Linked DNA regions of Homo sapiens: region 2 is linked to region 1. Evidence: read pairs that join two places in POLR2A ChIA-PET (ENCODE). Cell type or tissue: K562. All regions are shown on one strand.

Region 1 (2,500 bases):
ATCCACACAAAGTTACAGTGGCAGCTGCTCCCACCTCTCCAGACCTGGTCGCTTTGTGCCTCAGATCACTGGAGCTTACTTCACAGTGAACCGTTTGAGTCTGGCTAGTGCGTGTTCTACCCACCGGACCGCGGGCACCACGAGGGCGGGACCACATCTAGCTGTGCTCTCAGTATGATGCTGGCATGGAAGGGGCTCCCCAGACACAAACAGATCTGGATGAACAATCAGGCTTCACCGATGAGGGGAGAGAGGCTCAAAATGCACCCACAGGTTACGAGGCTGCACAGATGGCTGGGGAGGAGCGGGGGCTGGAACCCCGCGTCTGAGTTGCCAGGCTCTCCCTGAGGCCGAGGGGCCCACAGACACTCTGCGGGGGCCTGGCTCTGGCTGTGCGACTCACCCACTCTGGGTCCCCGTCTCCCCATCTGTACAACAAGACAGCTGGCCAGCTCAGACTCGGGCCACTTTCAGGCCTGGTGAGGGAAACTAATCAGGGACCAGCACACGTCCAGGTAAAGGAGAACTCACAGGTTCTGCCTTGCCTTCCCCTGCGTCTGCCTAGAAACCTCTCTGCCCCGCTCTGCGAGGCTGTGAACTCCCGGGCAGCTCACTCAGCCTCCGAGCCTCAGTGTTGTGAGGATTAGAGGAGAAGCTCAGTGTTGCCCATCGTTCTGCCCTTTGTATCCCAGCACTGGACTGTGCCTGCTACAGATCCTCCTAAGGAATAAATACATGGATTGGCCAGGCATGGTGGCTCATGCCTGTAATCCCAGCACTTTGGGAAGCTGAGGCGGGCAGATCACCTGAGGCCAGGAGTTCGAGACCAGCCTGGCCAACGTGTCAAAACCGTGTCTCTACTAAAAATACAAAAATTAGCTGGGTGTGGTGGCACATGCCTGTAATCCCAGCTGCTAGGGAGGCTGAGGCAGGAGAATCACTTGAACCTGGGAGGCAGAGGTTGCAGTGAGCTGAGACTGCACTACTGCACTCCAGCTTGCGTGATAGAGTGAGACTCTGTCTCAAAAACAAACAAACAAACAAAAACAAACCACGGATGACTGAGACAGTCACATGAGAAATAGGGTGCCACAGGAGGATGAGGGAAGCAGTCAGCTAGGTAAGTACAAGGAGGAAAATGACCCCAAATCACAGGAGTGGAAAGCAGAAGAATGAAACCAGTATTTCTGCCATTTTTCCCAAAATAAGGAAGAGTTCAGCCACCTGCATTCCAGCAGGCCAGGTGGTGGAGAAAAATCAGAGGGCACTAGGGGTTCCCATGCCCAAAGGGGAAAGCCAGGCTTTGGGCTGCCTGCGACTGTCACATAGAGAATGGCCACACCCACTTGGGCTTCTTCTGCAGATTCGTTCCAGGCCTGTGGTGGCTCTGCAGGGAGGAGGGAAGGAGAGGAGGGAAAGGATGGGGCTGGAGGGGGAGGACAAGGGCCTGGGGCTGATCATGAATCTCTCACTCAAAGACCTTGCACAAGCGGGCTGAGGAGAAGGAAGGGGAGATGTCTATACTCGGGACCTTAAGAGGGCAATTATCTCAGAGAAGGACAGAGGCGGCAGTTTTGTTACAAGCAAAAGCTAACAAAAAAGAAGGCCGGGCGTGGTCACTCACACCTGCAATTCCTGCACTTTGGAAGGCCGAGGCAAGAGGATCACTTGAGCCCAGGAGGTCCAGGCTGCAGTGAGCTAAGATTGTGGCACTACACTCCAGACTGGGTGACAGGGCGAGACTGTCTGTCTGTCTCTCACACACACACACACACACACACACACACACACACACACACACACACACACACACACACACACGGTGGAGCAGATAATGGCAGGGTGTGCTGTATGCTCTCTGGGTCTGGGGGCCCCAGGAGATGAAGGGTGTGGGAGGGGAAGGACTCAAAAGCCAAGAAAATGCAGGAAGAATAGAAGCCCATGCAGAGGCCCCTGAAGTCCCGTGGGAACAGGGTGAGCACGAGGAGGAGAACAGGTGGCAGTGCGGGCCCAGCTGAGGGAGGCAGAGGAGTGGTGTGTGGGAGGCAGGATGGGGACATAGGAGCAGAGGAACCCAGACAGGCCAGGCACTGGAGTCTCCAAAGGCAAAAGCCAGGCTCCAGCAGTGGGCGGGCAGGCTGTGAGTAGATGTGTGGAAATCCTCACTTCCCACTGGACTGAAAGAATTTGCACCTGGCAAATGGCAGAACATTTAAAAAGTGAACAGGGTGCCAGGTGAAGTGGCTCACGATTGTAATCCCAGCTACTTGGGAGGCTGAGGTGGGAGAAATGCCTGAGGCCAGGAGTTCGAGACCAGCCTGGGCAACATAGAAAGATCCCATGTCTCTACAAAATAGAAAAATGAGACAGGCATGGTGGTGCATGCCTGTAGTCCCAGCTACTCAGGAGGCTGAAGTAGGAGGATCACTTGAGCCCTCTCTAACCTCCCTGAAGGAGGAGGCTGTTATGGTCACACCCCTTGCACTCTAGCCTGGGTGCC
Region 2 (2,500 bases), 180 kb after region 1:
AATGTCAGGGCTGGAATCTAGTATCAGGTGTTATAATTTTTCTTTGAAACAATTTATCTTTCTCTAGCCCTCCTTTTCTACTAAAGAGAAACTATAGTAAGACCAATTTTGTGCAAAATAAGTTGTAGGCTTATTATACTTGGCCTGATTATTTACATAAAATGCAGCAATGATTGATTGGCCATATAGGCTCTTTTAAGGTTGGCTTTGCTGGAACTTTAACTAAAAATATGTTATTCTAGGCAAAGCGCTGGTAGAATAACCAATGTCTCCAATTGTTTTGTTTTAAAAGGAAAAAGACTCTTACTAAACTTATGCAAATAACGATATTGATATAAAATCAGAATACTCATGAACAGTTTCCAAATTTTGGAGAACTCAGGTAGAGAGAAAGGTAAATTTGCTCACAAAAATATTCTTTACCCAATTGCTCTAAACTATAAATAACTCAAAAGAAAAAGATTTCCTTGACTCGTCTTTAACCAGAGCAGCAGGCTTCCAAACAAGATGTTGTTTGTTCACCTTGGAACTGCCATTCACAAGTCAAGCAGCTCTTGTCAGATGAGAGCTGTTTATCAGGCACTGTAAAATCTACCAGCTGCTTACATGGTTAGATCAGTCCTAGGGGAAAAAGAGGCTCCCTGCTCATGAATACCTCCACTTTGCATCCCCAGGTAGCAAGATGCTATATAAACCATTTTTTTATCATGGAATTATTTTGGGCACCATTATTTCCATTAGCATACGGGAAGTTTCAGTTAACATCCCATATCAAGGCAGTAAATGTACCTCAAGTGGAAATTCTCTACTCGAGTCTCAGTAGTTGTCATTGGGAGGTGCTCACAGCTTTTGCCATAAGCCCCAGTGAACACTCCACAAAGAGCCACCAGTGGAGGATTTGTCCCAACCAGTACTCCAGCTTTTACCCAATATTCTGTGGGCTCAGGCAATCTTACTAGTTCCCATTTAGCACGTCCAATGAACATTTCTCCAAGGGCAGTGATATGGTTTGGCTGTGTCCCCACCCAAATCTCATCTTGAATTGTAGCCCCCATAATTCCTACGTGTCGTGGGAGGGATATCATGGGAGGTAATTGAATCACAGGGGTGGGTCTTTCCTGTGCTGTTCTCCTGATAGTGAATAAGTCTCATGAGATCTGATGGTTTTATAAAGTGGAGTTCCCTTGCACACGCTCTCTTTGCCTGCTGCCATGTAAGACATGATTTTGCTCCTCCTTCACCTTCCGCCATGATTGTGAGTCCTCCTGAGCCATGTGGAACTGTGAGTCCATTAAACCTCTTTCCTTTATAAATTACCCAGTCTTATGTATGTCATTATTAGTAGTGTAAAAACAGACTAATACAGGTAGATTTACATGCCTTCAGTTTTATAGTACTAGGTAGGAGAAACATCCCCCAGTCAGATACGATACCCATTTTCATAAGACATTTAGATAAGGGAGTTGCAACTATATTACATAAAGCCTGTTTAAACATCTCAAATTTCATAATCCTGTAAATCTTCACATTCTTATGTTCTGGTACCAGGGACTTTTCTTCTCCACCCCCAAATTATTTTACCTTTTCTGGTGAAAAAGGACTTGGGTTCCCAGCAGGGAGTTGAGCCAACGGACTCAGACTCTTTTGTCAATTTTTTATCTTAATTTGTGTCAGTATTGCTCCAGGCAATGTCAGCTTTCTCATTATAACCTTTGCCTCTTGATTTTTCTCAAATCTCCCCAATCTGGGGAACATGCAGAAAACTAGTGTGGGGCCCTTGAATGTTGGTGTCACAGGCGTTTGAACCAGAGCTACTCCATCTTTAATAGGGGCTGGGTAAAATGAGGCTGAGACCTGCTGGGCTGCATTCGTAGGAGATTAAGGCATTCTTAGTCACAGGATGAGACAGGAGGTCAGCACAAGATACAGGTCATAAAGACCCTGCTGATAAAACAGGTTGCTTTAAAGAAGCCGGCTAAAACCCACCAAAACCAAGATGGTGACGAGAGTGACCTCTGGTCATCTTCACTGCTACACTCCCACCAGCGCCATGACAGCTTACAGATGCCATGGCAACATCAGGAAGTTACCCTATGTGGTCTAAAAAGGGGAAGCATGAATAATCCACCCCTTGTATAGCATATCATCAAGAAATAACCATAAAAATGGGCAACCAACAGCCCTCGGGTCTGCTCTGACTATGGCATAGCCATTCTTTATTCCTTTACTTTCTCAATAAACTTGCTTTCACTTTACACTATGGACTCACCTTGAATTCTTTCTTGCATGGGATCCAAGAATGCCCTCTTGGGGTCTGGATCCGGACCCCTTTCCAGTAACATTGGGAGACCAGTAGTGGCTCCCTTTGGTCCACCCAAGCTTTGGTAAGTGTTATAAAGACCTTTGTTTTAACCTCCATCAATTTTCATTTTATTTATTTCATTTCTTAATGGCCATCTAAAGATTTTCACCCTTCTAGAACTAGTCTTTTGAGTTTCTT

Evidence for each region. Peaks named below come from ENCODE experiments on the same cell type or tissue, not always from the same donor. Only the 100,000 strongest peaks of a DNase experiment are listed, where the experiment ranks them.
Region 2: POLR2A ChIA-PET joins it to region 1 with 6 read pairs; 3 of 35 experiments call an interaction of 5 or more read pairs at or near these places.

What each region holds. Positions count from the first base shown.
Region 1 is chr16:58,491,811-58,494,310 of GRCh38, reverse strand. It overlaps a transcript of NDRG4 not described here. Among named protein-coding and RNA genes, the nearest start is that of NDRG4, 7.1 kb to the left of the region's middle. RefSeq lists a silencer at 1,292-1,586. In K562, no CTCF peak of the experiment used is centred here; a DNase peak (open chromatin) is centred at 1,402; H3K27me3 peaks cover 2,455 bases.
Region 2 is chr16:58,312,031-58,314,530 of GRCh38, reverse strand. No RefSeq gene overlaps it. Among named protein-coding and RNA genes, the nearest start is that of PRSS54, 18 kb to the right of the region's middle. In K562, no CTCF peak of the experiment used is centred here; no DNase peak of the experiment used is centred here.